2 separate regions of the Homo sapiens genome follow, and region 2 is linked to region 1. The links are chromatin loops, found by intact Hi-C in ENCODE. Cell type or tissue: HCT116. All regions are shown on one strand. Each heading gives the region's core, and the rest is flanking DNA. Links, peaks and the distances in the headings are about the cores only.

The links. Peaks named below come from ENCODE experiments on the same cell type or tissue, not always from the same donor. Only the 100,000 strongest peaks of a DNase experiment are listed, where the experiment ranks them.
Region 2: a loop joins it to region 1, with 4 times the contacts of the local background. A loop is called at or near these places in 12 of 110 quality-filtered maps.

What each region holds. Positions count from the first base shown.
Region 1 is chr17:75,414,020-75,431,018 of GRCh38, forward strand. No RefSeq gene overlaps it. Among named protein-coding and RNA genes, the nearest start is that of MIR3678, 16 kb to the left of the region's middle. RefSeq lists an enhancer at 12,726-12,785. In HCT116, for the core only: a CTCF peak has its summit at 12,474 (motif pointing right); DNase peaks (open chromatin) are centred at 12,482 and 14,990; H3K4me3 peaks cover 944 bases; H3K27ac peaks cover 2,361 bases.
Region 2 is chr17:75,597,970-75,605,969 of GRCh38, forward strand. MYO15B (myosin XVB) reads left to right here. Exons shown (of 64, transcript NM_001395058.1): 15 at 3,469-3,594; 16 at 4,548-4,625; 17 at 4,861-4,976; 18 at 5,063-5,108; 19 at 5,219-5,343; 20 at 7,535-7,652; 21 at 7,895-8,000. Among named protein-coding and RNA genes, the nearest start is that of MYO15B, 14 kb to the left of the region's middle. In HCT116, for the core only: a CTCF peak has its summit at 3,389 (motif pointing right); DNase peaks (open chromatin) are centred at 2,892, 3,472 and 6,189; H3K4me3 peaks cover 1,564 bases; H3K27ac peaks cover 1,451 bases.

The sequences.
Region 1 (16,999 bases), core at 8,133-16,132:
GCTCAGGTGATCCTCCCACCTAAGCCCCCGAGAATAGCTGGGACTACAGGTGTGTACCACCACACCTGGCTAATTTTTGTATTTTTTGTAGAGATGGGGTTTCCCAGGTTGGTCTTGAATTCCTGGGCTCAAGCAGTCTTCCCACCTCAGGCTCCCAAAGTGCTGGGATTACAGGAGCCACTGTGCCTGGCCTCCTGGCCCCATTTCTGTCACCTGACCTGACCCATGCCACCATCCTTCCTGGGTGGCTGCTTTAACCTGCTAACTAATCATACTGGTCCCCTCCAAGACATTATCTATATTGGAACCAGAGTGGACTTCCTAAAACACAAATAGAATGGGGGTACGGATCACAGATAAGGTCCCAAATTCCTCAGCATGCCCCATATGTCCCTCCATGGCTGGCCCCTGATGAAAACTCCAGCCTTAACTCCTTTTTTAAAAAGTTGTAAATATCTTCTACAAATGGCCTCAACTCTTAGCCTAACCTCCTTTTGAATTTTTTGTCCCCACTCTTTTGAACTATTTACAGTTTCTCGAATAGCTCCATAACTCTTTTACCTTGTGCAGGCTACTCCTTTGGGCTCAAATGCCTCCTTTCCTTGCCTTCCCAATCTTTAGCTGGCTCCTGTCTGTCCTTCACCACTTAACTCAGGAGCCACCTCCTACAGGAAGCCTTCCCAGAAGATCTGGTTCCTCCAGTGTATTCTGGTAACACTCCATCTTTGCTCTTTTCATAGCAGTATATGTTGGTATTATGGCTGAATTGTATCCTTTTCCCCAAAATCCATATGTTGAAGCCCCACCCCCAGTACCTAAGAATGTGACTGTATTTGAGGTTAGGACCTTTAAAGAGGTGACTGAATTAAAAGAAGGCTATTGAGGCCGGGCACGGTGGCTCACGCCTGTAATCCCAGCACTTTGGGAGGCTGAGGTGGGCAGATCACAAGGTCAGGAGATCGAGGCCATCCTGGCTAACCCGGTGAAACCCCGTCTCCACTAAAAATACAAAAAAATCAGCCAGGTATGGTGGCAGGCGCCTGTAGTCTCAGCTACTTGAGAGGCTGAGGCAGGAGAATCGTTTGACCCCAGAGGTGGAGGTTGCAGTAAGCTGAGATCATGCCACTGCACTCCAGTCTGGGCAACAAGACAGACTCCATCTCAAAAAAAAAAAAAAAAAAAAAGAAAAAAAAAGAAAAGGAAAAGAAAGAAAGAAAAGAAAAAGAAAGGCTGTTAGGCTGAATCCTAACCCAATCTGACTGGTGTCCACTTAAGAAGAAGAGATTGGGGCCGGGGGCGGTGGCTCAAGCCTGTAATCCCAGCACTTTGGGAGGCCGAGGTGGGCGAATCATGAGGTCAGGAGATCAAGACCATCCTGGCTAACATGGTGAAATCCCATCTCTACTAAAAAAAAATACAAAAAATTATCTGGGCACGGTGGCGGGCGCCTGTAGTTCCAGCTACTCAGGAGGCTGAGGCAGGAGAATCACTTGAACCCGGGAGGCAGAGGTTGCAGTGAGTCAAGATCGTGCCACTGCACTCCAGCTTGGGCAACAGAGCAAGACTGTCTTGAAAAAAAAAAAAAAGAGGAAGAAGGAGAAGAAGGAGAAGAAGAAGAAACCAAACCTGCGAACATCTTCATCTTGGACTTGATTTTAAAGATTTTAAAACGCTCAAAATTGTGAATTTTGTTATGGCAGCCCTAGGAAACTACCATCTACTCACTTGCCCCTCTCCCCTTTAGACTATGAGCTCCTCAAGCACAGGGACCATGTCTTGTTTTTCTTGGCTCGCCACATCTAGCCTAACGCCTGGCAAGAGCACACTCCAATAAAAACCAAATGACTGGATGGCTTAGGCATGGCAGGAGGACAGAAGGAACCATGAAGAAAAGTAAACGGGCCAGGTGTGGCGATTACGCCTTTAAGCCCAGCACTTTGGGAGGCTGGGGTGAGTGGATCACTTGAGCCTTGGAGTTTTGAGACCAGCCTGGGCAATACAGCAAGACCTCGTCTCTACAAAAAATACAAAAATGAGCCAGGTGTGGTGTTGCGTGTCTGTAGTACCAGCTACTCGGGGGGTTGAGGTGGGAGAATTGCCTGAGTCTGGGAGGTTGGGGATAAGTGAGCCATGATCGCACCACTACACTATAGCCTGGGTAACAAAGTGAGACTCTGGCTGAAAGAAAGAAGGGGCCGGGCACGGTGGCTCACGCCTATAATCCCAGCACTTTAGGAGACCGAGGCAGGTGGATCACCTGAGATCAGGAGTTGGAGACCAGCCTGACCGACATGATGAAACCCCATCCCTACTAAAAATACAAAAATTATCCAGGGGTGGTGGCACATGGCTGTAATCCCAGCTACTGGGGAGGCTGAGGCAGGAGAATTTCTTGAACCCCGGAGGCAGAGGTTTCAGTGAGCCGAGATCGCACCACTGCACTCCAGCATGGGCAAAAAGAGCGAGACTCCATCTCAAAAAAAAAAAAAAAAAAAGGAAGGAAGGAAGAAAGCAGGAAGGGAAGGAAGGAAAGAAAGAAAGAAAGGTGAGAGAGAGACAGAGGAGATGAAAATGGTTCAAAGGGGGCCAGGCATGGTGGCTCACGCCTGTAATCCCAGCACTTTGGGAGGCCAAGGTGGGAGGATGACCTGAAGTCAGAAGTTTGTGACCAGCCGGCCAACATGATAAAACCCTGTCTCTACTAAAATTACAAAAAAAATTAGCCAGGCATAGTGGTACATGCCTATAATCCCAGCTACTCAGGAGGCTGAGGCAGGAGAATCACTTGAACCCAGCAGGCGGAGGTTGCAGCAGTGAGCCAAGATCGCGCCACTGCACTCCAGCCTGGGCGGTAGAGGGAGACTCTACCTCAAAATAAATAAATTAATTAAATAAAATAAAGAAAAAAAGAGGCCAGGCATGGTGGCTCTCACCTGTAATTCCAGCAGTTTGGGAGGCCCAGGTGGGCGGATTGCCTGAGGTTGGGAGTTCAAGATCAGCCTGGCCAGCGTGGTGAAACCCTGTCTCTACTACAAATAAAATAATTAGCCCAGCGTGGTGGCAGGTGCCTGTAATCCCAGCTACTCAGGAAGCTGAGGCAGGAGAATTGCTTGAACCCGGGAGTCAGAGGTTGCAGTGAGCTGAGATCGTGCCATTACACTCCATCCTGGGCAACAGAAGGAGACTCTGTCTCAAAATAGAAAAAAAAAAAACTTCAGATAAGCAAATGGACTCTGGTCCTGACAGCTCCCTGTAGCGATGCCAGGGTCAGTTCAGAGGAGCCTGGCCTTTCTCCTTTCCTTGTGTTTCAGTTTCCACATCTCTTTTTCCTTAGCACACACTCTGCCCGTTAAGGAGATGAAGTCAGTTCCATTTTGGCCATGAGCTAAAATGCAAGTGATGCATCCAAAGGGTGGAAATTTCCTCTGTGTTCCTACGCCTACAAGAAAGAAGCATTAGCAACTTTAGCAACTTAATACTAGGAAGTCTCTCCAACGTTGGTTTTTATAAAATTAAAAATATTTCAGGCCAGAAGCGGTGGCTCACGCCTGTAATCCCAGCAATTTGGGAGGCTGAAGTGGGAGGATTGCTTGAGGCCAAGAGTTCCAGACCAACCTAGGCAACCTAGCAAGGCCCTTGTCTCTACAAAAATTCAAAAAAATTAGCCGGGTATGGTGGCATGCACCTGTGGTCCCAGCTACTCAGGAGACTGAGGTGGGAGTATTGCTTAAGCCTGGGAGGTTAAGGCTGCAGTGAACTGTGATCATGGCACTGCCTGGGTGACAGATCAAGACCCTGTCTCAAAAATAAATAAATAAATAAATAAATAAAAATTTCAGTAGCCATGCATGGTGGCACATGCCTGTAGTCCCAGCTACTCAGGAGGCTGAAGTGGGAGGATCACTTGAGTCCAGGAGTTCAAGGCTGCAGTGTGCTATGATCATGCCTGTGAACAACCATTGCACTCCAGCCTGGGTAACATAACAAGACTCCATCTCTACACCAAGTTTAAAAACTAATGCAAAATAAAAATATTTCACTGACAAAGTTTGTATATATTCAAGGTGTACATTGTGATGATCTATGTATAAGTCGTGTAATGATTATCACAAATTAACACATTCACCACCACCTACGCTGTACATTAGATCCCCAGAACTTGTTTATTTTAAAATAGCAAAATATTATCCCTATGAGATTCTCCCTTTTCTTCTCCTTAACATCTCCCGCTAAAAAAAAAAATTCAGGCCAGGCGTGGTGGCTCACACCTGTAATCCCAGCACTTTGGGAGGTGGAGGCAGGCAGACCACCTGAGGTCAGGAGTTTGAGACCAGGCTGACCAACATAGAGAAACTCTGTCTCTACTAAAAATACAAAATTAGCCGGGCATGGTGGCGCATGCCTGTAATCCCAGCTACTTGGGAGGCTGAGGCAGGAGAATCAGTTGAACCTGGGAGGCGGAGGTTGCAGTGAGCTGAGATCATGCCATTGCACTCCAGCCTGGGTGACAGAGCAAGACTCCATCTCCGAAAAAAAAACGAAAGCATGGGAGAAAGAGGAACAATGAGCAGCGAGGATAAGCTATTCTTTTTCAGAGTTTTGCTATAAAACAGAGCAGAGCAAAGAGTGGGAGTTGGAGGGCTAAGGAAGGGATTTTAAATATGGGGCCAACTACAGCATGTTTTGTGTGCCGAAGGGAATATCTAGAAGAGGAGAAACTCAGCTATGAGAGAGAGGAGAGAATTGAGGAACAAAATGTTTGCACTTCCTACATTTCCATGGACAAGAAGTAGCATCTCAGGCCAGGCACTGGGGCTCATGCCTGTAATCTCAGCACTTTGGGAGTCTGAGGCGGAAGGATGGCTTGAGCCCAGGAGTTCAAGACCAGCCTGGGCAACATTGTGAGACCCCATCTCTATAAAATGTAAAAAAAAAATTAGCCAGCCATGGTGGCATGCACCTGTGGTCCCAGTTACTTGGGAGGCTGAGGTGGGAGGATTGCTTGAGCCCAGGAGTTTGAGGCTGCAGTGAGCTGACATCATGCCACTATACTCCAGCTTGGGCAACAGAATGAGACCCTGTCTCAAAAAAGAAAAAAAAAAAGGAAGCATTTCTGAGAACAGAGCTAGGTTGGTGGGTAGCAGTGGTGGCAGGAAGATGTAATCTTTCTAGATATTTCTGTTCTGACGGCTTCCATTCTCTCAGCTGAATTAATGAGAACACCTGTGGTGGGGATGGCAAAGCCTGGAGGAGGTGTGAAAAGACCAGGAGGCTTGAAACTATCCTTTTGGACAGTGGGGGAGCAATAGATTCAGGAGACATTGCAGGCAGTGCTAAGGTCCAACTCAGACTTATGGTTGTAAATTTCTTTTTTTTTTTCCGAGACGGAGGCTTGCTCTGTTGCCCAGGCTGGAGTGCAGTGGCACAATCTTGGCTCACTGCAAGCTCCGCCTCCTGGGTTCATGCCATTCTCCTGCCTCAGCCTCCCGAGTAGCTGGGACTACAGGCGCCCGCCACCACGCCCGGCTAATTTTTGTATTTTTAGTAGAGACGGGGTTTCACCTTGTTAGCCAGGATGGTCTTGATCTCCTGACCTCGTGATCCACCCGCCTCGGCCTCCCAAAGTTCTGGGATTACAGGCGTGAGCCACTGCGCCTGGCCTCGGTGGTTGTAAATTTCAAAAGGCTGCTCAGCCTAGTTGAGTGTGGTTTTTTTATTTTTTTAAGACGGAGTCTTGCTCTGTCGCCCAGACTGGAGTGCAGTGGTGCAATCTCGGTTCATTGCAAGCTCTGCCTCCCATGTTTACGCCATTCTCCTGCCTCAGCCTCCCAACATGCTGGGATTACACGCATGAGCCACTGCGCCCGGCCAGTTGAGTGTGTTTTTAACCTAGTTGGTTTTTTTTTTTTTTTTCTGTTTTATTTTACCTGATGTCTACAACAACAACTAGTTGTGTATGTGTTTTTTTTTTGTAGTTTTTTTGTTTTGTTTTGTTTTGATTTTTTGAGACGAGGTCTTGCTCTGTTGCCCAGGCTGGAGTGCAGGGGCATGATCTCAGCTCACTGCAACCTCTGCCTCCTGGGTTCAAGCAATTCTCCTGCCTCAGCCTCCTGAGTAGATGCGATTACAGACGCCTGCCACCACGCCAGGCTAATTTTTGTATTTCTAGTAGAGACAGGGTTTCGCCATGTTGGCCAGGCTGGTCTCGAATTCCTGACCTCAGGTCACCCTCCCACCTCGGGCTCCCAAAGTGTTGGGATTACAGGCATGAGCCACTGTGCCTGACCTAGTTGTATTCTCCTTTTTTATTTTATTTTATTTATTTTTATTTTTTTGGTAGGAGGGAGATGCAGTCTCACCCTGTTGCCAGGCTGGAGTGCAGTAGCACTATCTCAGTTCACTGCAACCTCTGCCTCCCGGGTTCAAGCAATTCTCCTGCCTTAGCCTCCCGAGTAGCTGGGACTACAGGCACATGCCACCACGCCCGGCTAAATTTTTTTTTGTATTTTAGTAGGGACAGGGTTTTACCACGTTGCCCAGGCTGGTCTCGAACTCCTGAGCTCAGGCAATCCCCCCCGCCTTGGCCTCCCAAAGTGCTGAGATTACAAGCATGAGCCACCACGCCCGGCCTTTGTTCTTAACCAGTCAAATTCAGTGGCCTGGTTGCAGACACGGAGCAGGCATAGATTCTGGTTTAACCAGGTTAGGGTTTTGCCAACTTGATATCACCCGAGGAGAGAGGGCTCAGAGTGTTGAGGATGTGTGTGCAAGGCAGCAGGTACAGCGCTGGAGCATGAAACCCAAGCCCAATGAAAAACAGAAAGGGAGGATTTGGGCACGTTTAATGGCTATGGAGTTTCAATGTGAGATGATGAAAAAGTTCTGGAGATGGACAATGGTGATGGTTGCATAATGATGTGAAGTTAACTGACATTAAATTAATGTCAGTTAATTGTATACTTAAAAAGGTTAAAATGGCAAATTTTATGTACATTATACCATAATAAGTTTTTCAAATATTAAAATTGGTTAGGCACAGTGATTCGTGCCTGTAATCTCAGCACTTTGGGAGGCCAAGGTGGGCAGATCACTTCAGCCCAGGAGTTTGAGACCAGCCTGGCCAATGTAGTGAAACCCCATCTCTACTAAAAATACAAAAAATATCCAGGCATGGTGGCGCATGCCTGTAATCCCAGCTACTCAGGAGGCTGAGGCAGGAGAATCTCCTGAACCCAGGAGGCAGCGTTTGCAGTGAGTGGAGATCGTGTCACTGCACTCGGCCTGGGTGACACAGCAAGGCTCTGTCTCAAAAAAATCCCAAAAATAGGCCGGGTGTGGTGGCTCAAGACTGTAATCCCAGCACTTTGGGAGGCCGAGGCGGGTGGATCACAAGGTCAGGAGATCGAGACCATCCTGGCTAACACGGTGAAACCTCATCTCTACTAAAAATACAAAAAATTAGCCGGGCATGGTGGCGGGCACCTGTAGTCCCAACTGCTAGGGGTGCTAAGGCAGGAGAATGGCGTGAACCTGGGAGGCGGAGCTTGCAGTGAGATGAGATTGCGCCACTGCACTCCAGCCTGGGTGACAGAGCAAGACTCTGTCTCAAAAAAAAAAAAAATCCCAAAAATATTAAAATTAAAAAAAATTTGTTTTTGATGGCCAGGTGCAGTGGCTAACGCCTGTAATCTCAGCACTTTGGGAGGCCAAAGCAGGTGGATCACCTGAGGTTAAGAGTTCAAGACCAGCTTGGCCAACATGATGAAACCCTGTCTCTACTAAAAATACAAAAAATTAGCTGGGCATGGTGGCGGGTGACATAATCCCAGCTACTTGGGAGGCTGAGGCAGGAGAATCGCTTGAATGAAGGAGGTGGAGGTTGCAGTGAGCCGAGATTGCATCACTGCACTCCAGCCTGGGCAACAAGAGCAAAACTCTGTCTCAAAAACAAAACCAAAAAAAACCCCAAGAATTGTTTTTGAGACAGGGCCTCATTCTATTGCATGTGCTGGAGTTTAGTGCTACAATCATGGCTCACTGCAGCCTGGAACTCCTGGGCTCAGGCGATCCTCCCATTTTAGGCTTCTAAGTAGCTGGGACTACAGGGTCACGCCATCGTGGTTTGCTCATCATTTTGTATTTTTTGTAGAAATGAGGTTTTGCCATATTGCCCAGGCTGGTCTTGAACTCCTGAGCTCAAGCCATACACCCGCCTTGGCCTCCCAAAGTGCTGGGATTCCAGGTGTGAGGCACCACGACCAGCCAATATTAAAATTTAAAAAAATATTGATATCTGGCCCCATCTCAGATAAATCAGAATCTCTGGGGTTGGAGCCTAAACATCAGTATTTTATTTTTTATTTTTGGAGACAATGTCTCACTCTGTAGCCCAAGCTGGAGTGCAGTGGTGTAATCATAGCTCACTGAAGCCTCGAACTCCTGGGCTCAAATGATCCTCCCACCTTAACCTCCCGAGTAGCTAGGACTACAAGAATGCACCATCACACCCAACTAATTCATTTTTTTTTTATTTTTAGAAACAGGGTCTTACTATGTCGCTCAGGCTGGTCTTGCAATCCTCCCATCTCAGCTTCCTGTGTAGCTGGAATTACAGGCATGAGCTACCACACCCTCAACATCAGTATTTTAATAGACTATGGAATTGCTGAATTAGTACATTTTCTTTCACTCATTCATTCAACAAACACATACTGAATGTGCATTATGAGCCAGGCACACCACCAGGCACTAGGGATGCATGAGTGAATTAAAAAGGACAGGGTTGGGCCAGGGCGCAGTGACTCACGCCTGTAATCTCAGCACTTTGGGAGGCCGAGGCGGGTGGATCCCTTGAGCTCAAGAGTTTGGGACCAGCCTGGGCAACATGGTGAAACCCCATCTCTACTAAAATTACAAAAATTAGCCAAGTATGGTGGTGCGTACCTGTAGTTGCAGCTACTCAGGAGGCCAAGGTAGGAGGACTGCCTGAGCCCTGGAAGTCAAGGCTGCAGTGAGCCAAAATTGTACCACTGCACTCCAGCCTGGGCAACAGAGTAAGACCCTGTCTAATAAATAAATAAATAAAAGGACAGGGTTCCTGCCCTCTTGGAGCTTACAATCACATGAGGAAAGGTGAGCAACAAGCAACAAGCCAGTAAACAAATATGATTTAATTACGATTTTTTTTTGAGATGGAGTCTTGCTGTGTGGCCCAGGCTGCAGTGCAATGGCACAATCTCAGCTCACTGCAACCTCCGCCTCCTGGGTTCAAGTGATTCTCCTGCCTCAGCCTCCTGAGTAGCTGGGACTACAGGCACCCGTCACCATACCCAGCTAATTTTTGTATTTTTAGTACAGACGGGGGTCTCACCAGCTTGGCCAGGCTGGTCTCGAACTCCTGACTTCAGGTGATCCACCCACCACGGCCTCCCAAAGTGCTGGGATTACAAGGGTGAGCCACCGCGCTTGGCCTAATTACAAATTTAGAAGCCTGTTTCAACTATCTAAGTGGACTTGAACCAAGAAGGGGGATTAGAGATCCACCTTGATCTCCGTTGGAGGCATTGGAGATGCCGTGGGATGGGTGGACTTGAGATATTACTGTAGGGAGAAAACACAGGTGGCAGGGTTGGAAATGAGAGGTGAGTGAGAGTGAGAAGCAGGACGACATCCAGGTTTACAGCTTGAGCACTAGAGGACCAACCCGAGAGACACAGTGAAATAAGAACAGGATTTAATGTAGGAGAGACGGTTCCAGTGCCAACCAGCCGGTTCCCAGTGCTGAGTGAGGAATCTGTGACATGTCTTGTCACTTGTTTGTGACTTAATTTCTTCATCTGGAAAAGTGTTGATAATAATATATCTCAAAACAGGCCGGGCACGGTGTCTCATGCTTGTAATCCCAGCACTTTGGGAGGCTGAGGAGGGTGGATCACTTGAGGTCAGGAGTTTGACACCAGCCTGGCCAACATGGTGCCAACATGGTGCAACCCCGTCTCTACTACAAATACAAAAAAATTAGCCAGGCGTGGTGGTCGGCGCCTGTAATTTCAGCTACTTGGGAGGTTGAGGCAGGAGAATCCCTTGAACCTAGGAGGCGGAGGTTGCAGTGGGCTGAGATCATGCCAATGCACTCCAGCCTAGGCAACAGAGTGAGACTTCATCTCAAAATAGTAATAATAATAATATATCTCAAAACAGAGTTGACATGAAAATGAAACAAAATAAGACAATGCGTATTGGCTGGGTGTGGTGGCTCACACCTGTAATCCCAGCACTTTGGGAGGTCAAAGCAGGAGGATCTCTTGAGCCCAGAAATTTGACACCAGTCTGGGCAACACAATGAGATCCCGTTTCTCTTAAAAAAAAAAAAAAAAGATTATTTCTTTTTCTTTTCCTTTTTTTTTTTTTTTTGGAGACGGAGTCTCGCCCTGTCTCCCAGGCTGGAGTGCAATGGTGCAATCTTGGCTCACTGCGAGCTCCGCCTCCCAGGTTCACGCCATTCTCCTGCCTCAGCCTCCTGAGTAGCTGGGACTACAGGCGCCCGCCAAAACGCCTGGCTAATTTTTTTGTATTTTTAGTAGAGACGGGGTTTCACCATGTTAGCCAGGATGGTCTCGATCTCCTGACCTCGTGATCCGCCCGCCTCGGCCTCCCAAAGTGCTGGGAATATAGGCGTGAGCCACAGCACCCGGCCAAGTGTTGTAAAATGTTTCTTAATTGACTGGGCGTGGTGGCTCACACCTGTAATCCCAGCACTTTGGGAGGCTGAAACCTGCAGATCATCTGAGTTTGGGAGTTCAAGACCAGCTTGACCAATATGGAGAAACCCCGTCTCAACTAAAAATACAAAATTAGCCAGGCATGGTGGCACACGCCTGTAATCCCAGCTACTTGGGAGGCTGAGGCAGGAGAGTCAGTTGAAGCCGGGAGGTGGAGGTTGCGGTGAGCTGAGATTGCACCATTGCACCCCAGCCTGGGCAACAAGAGCGAAACTCCATCTCAAAAAAAAAATTTTTTTTTCTTAATTTTTACCTTTTAGACATTCTCCTCTCAATTTTCCCTTTCTTCGTCTTAACAATTCCACTTGGATCCACCGTTGTCATAGTTATTAAAAGCTTCTCAGACTGTATCTTTTAGCTGTTCTCTCCTGAGCATACCTGTATTGCCAGTCACCCAATGATCTCAAAACGCTTTGTAGATTACGACCATTATTTATTTTATTCTTCTTATTTTTTTTTTGAGACAGGGTCTCCCTCTGTCACCTGCCTTACCCTCCTTAGTAGCTGGGACTACAGGTGGGCACCACCACACCACACCCTGCTAATTTTTGTATTTTTAGTAGAGACTGGGTTTCTCCATGTTGCCCAGACTGGTCTTGAACTCCTGGGCTCAAGGGATCTGCCCACCTTGGCTTCCCAAAGTGTTGAGATTACAGGTGTGAGCCACTGTGCCCAGTGCCTTAAAGCTTTATAGAAAAAATAATGGCAGGCCGGGCACAGTGGCTCACACCTGTAATCCCAGCACTTTGGGAGGCCAAGGCAGGCAGGTCACCTGAGGTCAGGAGTTCGAGACCAGCCTCGCCAATGTGGAGAAACCCCGTCTCTACTAAAAATACAAAATTAGCCGGGTGTGGTGGCACATGCCTGTAATCCCAGCTACTCGGGAGGCTGAAGCAGGAGAATCACTTGAACCCGGGATGCGGAGGTTGCGGTAAGCCGAGATGGCGCCACTGCACTCCAGCCTGGGCAACAAGAATGAAACTCTGTCTCACAAAAAAAGAAAAGAAAAGAAAAGAAAAAATAATGGTCCGGAGCGGTGGCTCACACCTGTAATCCTAGCACTTTGGGAGGCCGAAGTGGGCAGATCACAAGATCAGGAGTTCGAGATCAGCCTGATCAACATGGTAAAACCCCGTCTCTACTAAAAATACAAAAATTAGCTGGATATGGTGGCAGGCCCCTGTAATCCCTGCTACTCGGGAGGCTGAGGCAGGAGAATCACTTGAACCTGGGAGGAGGAGCTGCAGTGAGCCGAGATCGCACCACTGCACTCCAGCCTGGGCAACGCAGTGAGACTCCGTCTTAAAAAAAAAGAAAGAAAGAAAGAAAAAAAATGTCTTAGGGCCCCTTTACAGAGAAAACATGCCACTCCAGCCTGTAGCTAAGCAGGTGTACCCCTGGTGGACAAGTGACTTACCCAGGACGATCACTGCCGAGGCCAGGATTTGGGAACATTCAAATGTAACTCGGTGGTTTCACATTTTACATGAAAGCATACTTCACGGTTTTAATTAGCAAGTGGAATAACTTCTACTTGCTCATGTTGTCAGCCCTACGTGTTGCCATCAACCACAGGGTAATTAGTGAGGGAAAGGATCAAGCGGCTTCTGTTGTGACAAAGAGTGCAGCATTTGTAGGTGATCCTTACCTAGGCTGGAAAATCGGGTACTTCCCTTGGTTGCCATTAGATGTCACTCGAGACAGGCAGGCATTTCCTCAGAGGTGGTTGTAGAACTAACTAACTGTAAAGGAATGCAGTCCTTTGGCTCCAAAAATGGATTCGACCTTGCTGCCCGGACTCGCCGCACTAGAAGTGCCAGGAAACGTTGTTTGATGGAGCGTGGAGGAAATATCCTGTTGCACCATATGTAATGGAAACCCTATTTCCCTGGAACCAAAACAGAATTCACGACCCAACAAGACTGCTCTCTCCCTCCCCCGCCAACCCCTAAATCTTTGTTAACCACAAGTTTCTTTTCTTTCTTTTTTTTTTGAGACCGAGTCTCGCTCTGTCACCCAGGCTGGAGTGCAGTGGCGCGATCTTGGCTCACCGTAAGCTCCGCCTCCTGGGTTCAAGCCATTCTCCTGCCTCAGCCTCCCGAGTAGCTGGGATTACAGGCGCCCACCACCACGCCCGGCTAATTTTTTTGTATTTTTAGTAGAGACGGGGTTTCACCGTTGTAGCCAGGATGGTCTTGATCTCCTGACCTCGTGATCCGCCGGCCTTGGCCTCCCAAAGTGCTGGGATTACATGCGTGAGCCACTGCGCCCGGCCAACCACAAGTTTCAATTCTTTGTGGTTACAAAAGAACAGAAATAATGTTTTCCCATTTACTTAATAAACTCAGAAGCTGCATTTTCTCTGCCTTCTATGAAACATATCTTCCCTTTCTACTAGACTCTTTTTTGGTTTTATGGCTCAAGGGCAGAAAGTTGTGGAATTTATTCTCTTTTCACTTCTAAAACATTTTCAGACTTAGATTGCTCAGTGGCAAAGTCTGATGTCTTCCTCTCTGGTTAGGATCCTGAATGTATGGACATTTTGTCTTAGGAGCAAAAATGAAATAATGCACACAGTGTGTTTAGCTCAGAGTCTAACCCTCAGCAAGCTCTTAAATGTAAGCTACAGCTGGGCACAGTGGCTCATGCCTGTAATCCCAGCACTTTGGGAGGAGGCCGAGGTGGGCGGATCACTTGAGGGCAGGAGTTCGAGACCAGCCTGGCCAACATGATGAAACCCTGTCTCTACTAAAAATACAAAAATTAGCCATGCGTGGTGGCAGGCACCTGTAATCCCAGCTACTTGGGAGGCTGAGGCAGGAGAATTGCTTGAACCCGGAAGGTGGAGATTGCAGTGAGCCGAGATTGCACCGTTGCACTACAGCCTGGGCAACAGAGCGAGACTCAGTCTCAAATGAAAAAAAAGTAAGCTACTACTACTACTGCTATTATTATTGTATGTCTGGATCATGACAGTAAGATAATTGCCAGTTAGAACCTAGAGGAACAAGATTGGTTGCAAGGATGCAAGCCTGCCCCAAGCCCCCACCCCCAAGGCATCTGGGCACCCTGAACCAGGCTGTCACCGGGAACAACCCCCTCTCCGAGCAATCTGACCACAGGAGAAGGTGAAGTAACGTGGCATAATGAAAACCAATAGTTTTGGTGGTAACAGACACTGTTTACTGGCTGTGTTTTATATGACAATACAGCTAAGGGTTTTTTTTTTTTTTTTTTTTTTTGAGATGGAGTCTCGCTGTGTCGCCCAGGCTGGAGTGCAATGGCGCAATCTCAGCTCACTGCAAGCTCCGCCTCCCAGGTTCACGCCATTCTCCTGCCTCAGCCTCCCGAATAGCTGGGACTACAGGCACCTGCCACCACGCCCGGCTAATTTTTTGTATTTTTAGTAGAGACGGGGTTTCACCGTGTTAGCCAGGATGGTCTTCATCTCCTGAGCTCGTCATCCACCCGCCTCGGCCTCCCAAAGTGCTGGGATTTACAGGCGTGAGCCACCGTGCCCGGCCTGGGTTTTAATTGGCAACTAGAATGTCCACTCTATTAAGCCTGTCTTTAACCCTTCTTATTACAAGCAATTAAATTAGGAGGAGAACTAACTCGTACAGAATACTGACTATGTTTTCGGGCCCTGTGCTGGACACTTGGCATAATTTCTCAACTAACTTCTGCAAACCTCAGAGTCCTCATCTATAATAATGTAAGGTGTGTGAGAAATAATTGATAATGTCCATTTTCCTGCTTTCTAGAGGCTTGTTTCATTTGCAAACAGGATAGGAGTGCTTGCATATCAATTCTAATGCTTCTGCTTTTCCAATCCTTTCTCTTTTTTGGCCTAGCTGAGTGTTTTATGAGACTTCACTCAGTCACAAAGCCCCCGGAAGTTTACCAATACTGCCTCTGTTCTGAGCTCCAAAGAAATCAAGCAACTTGCTTCCAAGTTCTGCTGGCAGCTTCTCTGGGGCTAACAATCAACCCGTTCCTGAATCTTTGGCCCTGCTCAAGAAATCAAATCTCCATCCTCTCCCAAATTAACATGAGCATTTGGTCTTTAGGAAAATTAAATCTCTATAAGTATCCTGAGCTAAGATCAATATAAATACCAGAACTGCCTAGCAACCAGAACGGATTACTCATTCTCTCTGATATTTAGCTGTGTCAGATGGGGAAAACCTTTTGCTTTATATAGCTGCGCTTACGTACACCCAGGCTGAAGATGAATCAGGGAAGCCGCTCCAAATGCAAGGGAAGTGAAAATAGAGTGAAAGACAGGAGGGATCCTTCCTGATATTCTGTGCAGAGAAAATTCTTCACCAGATTCCGTCCTGGTTTGGAGGCCATGAAAGGAGGGGCCTGAACCACAGGCCTCCGTGTAACTGAGGAGTTAGAAATTGAACACAAATAGAGGCCGGGCACAGTGGCTCACGCCTGTAATCCCAGCACTTTTGGAGGCTGAGGTGGGCGGATCACTTGAGGCCAGGAGTTTGAGATCAGCCTGGCCAACATGGCGAAACCCTGTATCTACTAAAAATACGAAAATTAGCCAGGTGTGGTGGTGCGCGTGTGTAATCCCAGCTACTTGGGAGGCTGAGGCATGAGAATTGCTTGGACCCGGGAGGCGGAGTTTGCAGTGAGCTGAGACCATGCCACTGCACTCCAGCCTGGGTGACACAGTGAGACTCCGTCTCAAAAAAAAAAAAAAAAAAAAAAAGAAAGAAAGAAAGAAATTAAACACAAATAGAAGATGAAAGAATTTGAACGTGCTTTCATTTAGTTTTAAAGGGACAAAGGCTTAGTGAACATCTTAAAGTACAAACTGTGATGAAAGACAACCACTGTTGCTTTCCCTATTTATTGGAAACCAGACAAATTCTAGCTTAGCAAATTCAGGTTAGATCAAGTGGGACCTTTTTGACGTGAGTTAAATACTGGAATGTGTTACTGAGGCTGCAGAATATCTTTCAGTTGCGGTGATTAGGTACCTGTTTTTTTGGCATAAGGTCGGAGGCAAGGCAGTGAACTCTCTAAGCTCTCTAAATATATTTAATATATTATATCTAAGCTCTGTAAATCTATAATAATACATAGTGGCCAGATGTGGTGGCTCATGCCTGTAATCCCAGCACTTTGGGAGGCTGAGGTAGGAGGATCGCTTGAGCCCAGGAGTTTGAGACCAGCCTGGGCAACATGGCGAAACCCTGTCTCTACAAAAAGTAGAAAAATTAGCCAGGCATGGTGGTGCCTGTGGTCCTAGCTACTTGGGAGGCTAAAGTAGGAGGATCATTTGAGCCCGGGAGGCGGAGGTTTCAGCGAGCCGAGATCATGTCACTGGACTCCAGCCTGGGTGACAAAGTGAGACCCTGTCTCGAAAAATAAATAAATAAATAAACATAGTTACCCTATTAACAGTGTGGCACAAATAGCCCTGTTTATCCAATAAACAGGTGTGCCTAGGACTTCAACAAGTTTAAATTTGTCAAGTCGATCATAGATAAATATAAGATCTGTACATTTTACAGAACAGAAGCTGGACTCCAGCAGCCAGGGGGAGAATGCAGGAAGGAATCCTTGCTCTTTTCACATAGCCTCTGATCATTGTCTCTTCCACACTGTCCTTGGGACTCTCTAGCAGCTGAAGGCAAAGCTATGTGACCCCAAGTATGTCTGTCCAGGAGGGAAGAAAAGCATCTAAACCCTAGGGGAATGTCGGCAATGTGGGCTTGGCAAATGGGGAATGCCGGGAATGAGACCACAGTCCACGGTTCAGATAGCCCAGTGTGGCTCGCCCCGCCCTGATATCCTTCATGAAAATGAAGCGAGGCGGCTCCTGGAGAGGGGCTCTCTGCTTTGGAAGCTGTAAATTCTGCTTCTGAATCATATTGCTTTTCTGAGCCCATGTGTCTTAATATAGCTAGAAAGATTTCATCCAGTCTGGCTCAGGCTGCAGAGAACTAAATATGTTGTCAAAATACTCCCTAAACTCAGGGTCCAACAAGACCACACAGGCAGCTGTCTTTATTATCACACTGTTCTGCCTAATACTTAGCAAAATATTTGTGAGAATGCTCCCATCGCGGTGCTCTTCAACATGAATTTCCCTTGGAGGTAGTTTTTTAAGTTAAAGAGAATTTCTGGGAGGATACTCATATATTAGTTGCCTCAGAGTAGGAAACCTAAGAGGTAGGGGACAGGGGTGGGAGAGT
Region 2 (8,000 bases), core at 1-8,000, 180 kb after region 1:
ACCCCTGTGCGGCTCCGTGGGTGGGCGTGTGGGGCAGGGAGAGTTGGGGGGCGTCATGAGCCTCTAGGAGCTGAGGCTGGAATGTGGAGCAGGAGTTTCTGTGGAAGCTCAATATAACGTGATCCTGAATATGGGGCAACCCTCCCCCATTTTCCCAATTAGTGGTTGAGAATGAAAGGTGAGCCAGGCATGGGAGGCTGAGGCAGGAGAATCGCTTGAACCCAGGAGGCGGAGGTTGCAGTGAGCCGAGATCGTGCCACTACACTCCAGCCTGGGGACAGAGCAAGACTCCGTCTCAAAAAAAAGAAAAGAAAAGAAAAGAAAATGGGCCAGGCGCGGTGGCTCACGCCTGTAATCCCAGCACTTTGGGAGGCCAAGGTGGACAGATCTCGAGGTCAGCAGATCGAGACCATCCTGGCTAACATGGTGAAACCCGGTCTCTACTAAAAATACAAAAAATTAGCCGGGCGTGATAGTGGGCGCCTGTAGTCCCAGCTACTGGGGAGGCTGAGGCAGGAGAATGGCGTGAGCCTGGGCGACAGAGCGAGACTCCATCTCAAAAAAAAAAAAAAAAAAAGAAAATGAAAGGTGAAAAACAATGGTAAAATCATCAAATGTTATTGTAATAGTTCGTTGATCACTGTCATATTAATGCAATACATGTCTTCATGTACTATATATTGATATATAACAAGTCACATTAATATATGATATATAATGTTCATTTATTAATACTTATACGTATGTAAAGTCTTGTACTAGATAATTAAGAGAGTGTTAATTTCTAAACGATTGTTTCTCCCAGTTCACATTTCATAATGTTTTGTTAAAACTTGTCACGAGTGTCTTTGAGGTCCCAAGATCACTTTTGGAATCCCCCAGCATGGATTTCCAGGGCTCAGCAATATCACTTAGGTCTATGTTATGTGACATGTACCATTTTCTGAGTCCGAGGTGGGTGCTGAGCCTGGAATTGTTACCCCAAACCCAAGTTCTCATTTACATAATATAGGCAAGTTCCCCCATGCACTTGCTATTTTATGTTCATTAGCTCAGTAAAATAACGTCCAACTAAATTACTTTTTAGTTTTATTTTTATATTTTAAAAAATAGAGATGGGGTCTCCCTATGTTGCCCAGGCTGGTCTCAACCTCCTGGGCTCAAGCAATCCTCCCACCGTTGCCTCTCAAAGTGCTGGGATTACAGGTGTGAGCTACTGCACCTGTCCTTGAGTTACTGTGTGTGTTTGTGTATGTGTGTTTTAACTGACTCCTACTATCATTCCCAACTGAGTTACTTTTTGAAAGTGATTTTTTTTTTTTTTTGAGACAGAGTCTCGCTGTTGCCCAGGTTGGAGTGCAGTGGCGTGATCTTGGCCCACTGCAAGCTCCGCCTCGCGGGTTGACGCCATTCTACTGCCTCAGCCTTCCAAGTAGCTGGGACTACAGGCACCCGCCACCATGCTTGGCTAATTTTTTTTTCTTTTTTTTTGTATTTTTAGTAGAGACGGGGTTTCACCATGTTAGCCAGGATGGTTGATCTCCTGATCTTGTGAGCCACCCACCTCAGCCTCCCAAAGTGCTGGGATTACAGGCACAAGCCACCGCACCTGGCCTGAAAGTGATCTTTGAAAGACTTGGTTAAAAGCACATGTAGGCCGGGCGCGGTGGCTCATCTCTGTAATCCCAGAACTTTGGGAGGCTGAGGCGGGCAGATCACGAGGTCAGGAGATCGAGACCACAGTGTAAACCCTGTCTCTACTAAAAATACAAAAAATGAGTCGAGCGTGGTGGCGGGTGCCTGTAGTCCCAGCTACTCGGGAGGCTGAGGCAGGAGAATGGCATGAACCCGGGAGGTGGAGGTTGCAGTGAGCCGAGATCGTGCCACTGCACTCCAGCCTGGGTGACAGAGCAAGACTCGTCTCAAAATAATAATAATAATAATAATAATAATGAAATAAATAAATACAAGCGCATGTGATTCTGGGACTATTCTCCCAGGAATGGTTGCTAAATCTGTACTAAAGCTCCTCATCTCTATTTCTTTTTTTTTCTTTTTTCTTTTTTTTTTTTGAGACAGAGCCTTGCTCTGTCGCCCAGGCTGGAGTGCAGTGGCGTGATCTCAGCTCACTGCTGCAAACTCCGCCTCTCGGGTTCACGCCATTCTCCTGCCTCAGCCTCCCGAGTAGCTGGGACCGCAGGTGCCCGCCACCATGCCCGGCTAATTTTTTGTATTTTTTAGTAAAGACGGGGTTTCACCATGTTAGCCAGGATGGTCTCGATCTCCTGACCTCGTGATCCACCTGCTTCGGCCTCCCAAAGTGCTGGGATTACAGGCGTGAGCCACCGCGTCCGGCCTAAGAGTGATCTTTGAAAGACCTGTTTAAAAGCACATGTGATTGTGGGACCATTCTCCCAGGAATGATTGCTAAATCTGTACTAAAGTGCCCCATCCCCATTTCTTTTTTTTTTTTTGTTTAAGTACTTACTTATTTTAGAAATGGGGTCTCACTCTCTCACGCAGGCTGGAGTGCAGTGACACCATCATAGCTTACTGCAGCCTCAAGCTCCCAGTCTCAATCAGTCCTTCCACCCAGCTAATGTTACTTTTTTCTTTTCTTTTTTTTTTTTTTTGAGACGGAGTTTGGTTCTTGTTGCCCAGGCTGGAGTGCAATGGTGCGGTCTCGGCTCACTGCAACCTCCACCTCCCAGGTTCAAATGATTCTCCTGCTTCAGCTTCCTGAGTAGCTGGGATTACAGGCATGAGTCACCATGCCCAGCTAATTTTTTTGTATTTTTAGTAGAGACAGGGTTTCACTATGTTGGCCAGGCTGGTCTTGAACTCCTGACCTCAGGTGATCCACCTGCCTTGGCCTCAAAGCGCTGCGGTTACAGGCATGAGCCACTGCGCCTAGCCCCACCCAGCTAATTTTTAATTTTTTTTTTTTTTTTTGAGATGGAGTCTCGCACTGTCACCCAGGCTGTAGTGCAATGGTGCCATCGTGGCTCACTGCAACCTCCGCCTCCTGGGTTCAAGTGATTCTCCTGCCTCAGCCTCCTGAGTAGCTGAGATTACAGGCACCTGCCACCACGCCCAGCTAATTTTTTGTATTTTTAGTAGAGTTGGGATTTCACTATGTTGGCCAGGCTGGTCTCGAACTCCTGACCTTGTGATCTGCCTGTCTCGGCCTCCCAAAGTGCTGAGATTACATGCGTGAGCCACCGCGCCCAGCCCAATTTTTAAATTTTTTGTAGAGATGGGATCTCACTAGGTTGCCCAGGCTGATCTCGAACTCCTATCCTCAAACGATCCGACCACCTCGGCCTCCCAAAGCGCTTGTTTTGGGGAACAAAGCCAAACCTACCCTTATAGTCAGTGTAGGCAGTACTCGTGCTCACCGGGAGAGGGCGCCATCCAGAAGGACAGCCTGTGCAGAGGCGTGAAGGGAGCTCATGGCTCCTCTCCTAGGCCACGGACCACACCTTCCTCCAGAAGAGCCACTATCACCATGGTGACCACCCCAGCTATGCCAAGCCCCGGCTGCCCCTGCCCGTGTTCACCGTGCGACATTATGCAGGGACTGTCACCTACCAGGTACCTGGCCTCAGGGACAGACCAGGGTGAATCAGCGAGGGCAGTGTCCCCTCCCAAGCTGAGTCACCCGACAGCGGAGAGGAGTGGGTGTGGGGAGGCCCCTTGCAAGGCTTGGACACCTGTCCCTACCTGAGCCATGGGCCCTGCCCAGTTCTGAGCACGGTTTACTGAGTTCTAGGTGACAATTATGGGGTCAGGGAGTGGAAGCCTTGGGACCCTCCAGACAAGTGGGCAGAGCACAAGCATGGGACCTGATGACCTTGGCAGTTTACTTCGCCTTCTGAGCCTCCGTTTCCTCACCTGTAAAATGGGTATGGAGACCTAAGCTCTGGCGTTGCTGTGAGGGTGAGATGTAGTAACGTGGAGATGGCCTGGCAGGTGCCTGGCACATAGTAGGTGCTCACTGAATGGACTTCCCTTCCCCCTTCCGAGTTCTATGCCTACCAAGAAGCTGCACGCGTGCCTACCCCAGGAGGAGAGGAACTGGGGGTGGGGGAGCGGGGGCTGGAATAAAGGGAAGGGCAGTAGGGAGAATCAGTTCTCCCTGGAGGAGATGGCACACTTTGCTTGGAGAAGAAAAACTACAAACTACCCAGGAGTTGCCCCCAAAAAAGAAATACAAGGAGTTCAAGAAAGCTAGGAAAATGTAAATCAAAATAGATTTAATATGGAGAGACAGACAACATTCTTGTCTAGTCAACCTATTGACTAGCATAGGTTAAAGCCCCAGTGGGGAGAGTGTGGTCTTGCTGGGGACTGGACCTGTCCATGGGGTGGAATGGAAAGTCCAGTGGCAGACCCAAGGCTAGGTAAAGGGCTGGAAACACCAAGGCAGCCTTTCAGGTCACCTGGGGAGAGGGTAGATTCTTCTCCTCCATATCCAGCCTCCCCTCCTTGGTTCCTGTTCTCCTCCCTTTCTCCACTTCCCTCCCCACCTGCATGGTCTCTTGCAGGTTCACAAGTTTTTAAACAGAAACCGGGATCAGCTGGACCCTGCTGTGGTGGAGATGCTTGGCCAGAGCCAGCTCCAGGTGCCCATCTGCCCTTCCAGGCCCCCACCCGCTCCATACTCTGTCCCCCAATTCTGTCCTTTTCCCCCTGGGCGCTCTTGCCCAAGGGTTGGCCCTCAAGTCCCTGGCACCTTGGGCCATGGGCTGAGCTTGCCAGGGTCTGGATGCCGAGGGCTGGTCCATTCTGGCTCTCCCGGGCTGCAGGGTGGATGGGCACGCCCCAGCGGCCAGCTGACTCAGCCCTTCACCCCCACAGCTGGTGGGCAGCCTGTTCCAGGAGGCAGAGCCCCAGTCCAGGGGAGGGCGAGGCAGACCCACGCTGGCCTCTCGCTTCCAGCAGGCCCTGGAGGACCTCATAGCCCGGCTGGGCAGGTAAGAACAGCGCCCGCCACACCAGACCCCAGGGAGTTGTATGGGGCTCCAGTCTGTGCCCGAGTGACCCCTCTTTCCCTCATCAGGAGCCATGTCTATTTCATCCAGTGCCTCACCCCTAACCCTGGAAAGGTGAGCTCCCCAGCAACTGGCCTCAGGGCCCTCCCCCTCCCTGCACCTCCCTCCCCACAGCTCTAGGCCCCTTGACTCCAGCTGTCTTTGGCTCTGTCTTGTGGCCACAGCTTCCAGGCCTCTTTGACGTGGGACATGTGACAGAGCAACTGCACCAGGCAGCCATACTGGAGGCCGTGGGCACCCGCAGTGCCAACTTCCCCGTGCGTGTGCCCTTTGAGGCCTTCCTGGCCAGGTGGGGCCCAGCACCTCGGGGCAGGACTGACAAGGAGGCCACCGGGAGTGACTGGCAGCCCCGGGGGTCCTTCTGATTGGAGATGGACTCACTCTGCCCAGGACTGGGCCTAGCACCCAACCCTCCCTCTCTCTCCTCGTCCTCTCATCCTCTCTCTCTCTCTCTTTCTCTCTCCATCTCACTCTCTTCTACCATTCACCATCCCTCCACGCATTCGTCATTTCTTCTCCTCTCTGCAAACCTCTCCTGTGCTGATGCCTGGGCACCAGAGATGAGGTGGGAGCAGTACCTGCCCTAGGCGGGGCTCACGGTCTAGTGCCCACAGCAGCTGTCCAGGGAGTGCAGGCTGAAGCAGTGAGATGGCAGGGGGGACGGAGTGAGAAAAGAGCCTCTCAGAAGGGCAGGAGGGGCGGGGAGGGGCGGGGTGGCACATGGAGCTGCCAGGAACCCCAGAGGCAGCTCTGTTCCCAGAGTTCAGAAACCTCCAAGAAAAGCTGGTGGCATTGTCCGTTTTGTTGTTTGCCTATCTGGCCTTTGGCTATTGACTGGATGGCATCTTGGGAATCCTCTGAAGGGCTGGAGTTTACCCCAAGCACAGGGACAGAGGGAGCAGGTGGAGTCACTTCTCGTTGATGTCCAGCTGAGCTGGGCTGGTGGCTGCCTCAGAAGGGAGGGGGCAGCTACTAGGAGCAGCAGCCTCACCCCAGGGCTCTGTGGACCTCCTTAGCCTGTGATGGCCTTGGCAATGGGGATGGCCTGGTTGGGGGACTGAGCAAAAGGCAGGCAGTAGGGATGGGTGTTCCCAGCCTTGAGTCAGATCCTGAGAAGCTCCAGGGCGGGGCACGTTCTGTCTCTGCCATCTGGAAACCTACCAGCTACAGCAATTGTCACCTCCAACAAGAACCCCTGAGCCCGGAAGCTGGGTGAGAGGAACCTCCAGGTACAACTCTCCACCCAGCACAGACCAGGTCTGCTGATCTGTGCCATTCCCTGATGCACTGTGGCATCCCGTGACCACAGACTGTCACCCACATCCCCAGAACCTGCACGGTGCTTGCTTGGTACAGACTAACTACTGAGTGTCCATTAAGCCAAACTGGTACCACCATCTGGACCTGTGAAATGTCCTTCAACACTCCCCCACCCACCCCTTCCTGCCACGCCCCTCCCTCCCTTCCACGTCCCTCCCTCCCACGCCCCTCCCTCCCTTCCATGCCCCTCCCTTCCACACCCCTCCCTCCCTCCCTCCCACAAACTTGTCTTGAGACCTACTGTGTTGGGTGGCGAGGAGACGAAGGCCTTGGGAACCACATTCCTGTTGCTCCCGTGGCCCAGAACCAGCCCTCATGCCTCCTGCGCACACCATGTTCACCTGTTCTCCCCCTGAGCTCCAGCGCAGAGACCCTCCCTGCCCAAGTTCACTGCAGTGTCTCAGCCCCCAGCTGAGCGCCTGGCATAGAGCAGGCACTTTCCAAATTTTTTAATGATCTAGAAATGAAATAAATACTGAGGGGCTCAGGGTGTCGTACAGCAAGTGTGAAAGGGCTTGGGTGCAGTGGCTCACGCCTGTAATCCCAGCACTTTGGGAGGCCAAGGCAGGCAGATCACCTGAGGTCAGGAGATTGAGACCAGCTGACCAATATAGAGAAACCCCGTCTCTACTAAAAATACAAAATCAGCTGGGCGTGGTGTTGCATGCCAGTAATCCCAGCTACTCGGGAGGCTGAGGCAAGAGGATCACTTGAACCTGGGAGGTGGAGATTGTGGTGAGCTGAGATTGCACCATTGCACTCCAGCCTGGACAATGAGAATGAAACTCTGTCTCAAAAAAAAAAACCAAAAAGGCCGGGCGCAGTGGCTCACGCCTGTAATCCCAGCACTTTGGGAGGCCGAGGCGGGCAGATCACGAGGTCAGGAGATCGAGACCATCCTGGCTAACACGGTGAAACCCTGTCTCTACTAAAAATACAAAAAATTAGCCGGGTGCGGTGGCGGGCACCTGTAGTCCCAGCTACTAGGGAGGCTGAGGCAGGGGAATGGCCTGAACCCGGGAGGCGGAGCTTGCAGTGAGCCGAGATCGCGCCACTGTACTCCCGCCTGGGCAAAAGAGCGAGACTCCGTCTTAAAAAAAAAAAAAAAAGTGTAAAAGGAGGTTCTGGCTATTCTGATCTCAGCTCCATCCTTGGAGCAGCTTCCAGGCCCTGGGGTCAGAAGGGCAGGAAGACCTCTCTGACCGGGAGAAGTGTGGTGCCGTCCTGAGCCAGGTGCTGGGGGCCGAATCACCTCTCTATCACCTTGGAGCCACCAAGGTGGGTGTGTGTATCCCTGTGTGCAGAGGGCAGCATGAATGGGAAAGGAGAGGTGCATTCTGGGCCCAAAGGGACAAACCCAGGATTTGGGGATCCATCCAAGTGGTGGGAGACAGAAGGGCTGGACGGCAGGGCCAGAAGAACAAATGGTTTGGCTGGAAGGGAGGAGGCTGAGACCAGAGGAGGAGAGCAGGAGGGGCTGGCTCCTGGCTCCTGCCTACAGCCCACCCCTCTACCCACAGGTCCTGCTGCAGGAGCAGGGCTGGCAGCGGCTGGAGGAGCTCCGGGACCAGCAGCGCTCCCAGGCCCTGGTCGACCTGCACCGCAGCTTCCACACCTGCATCTCCC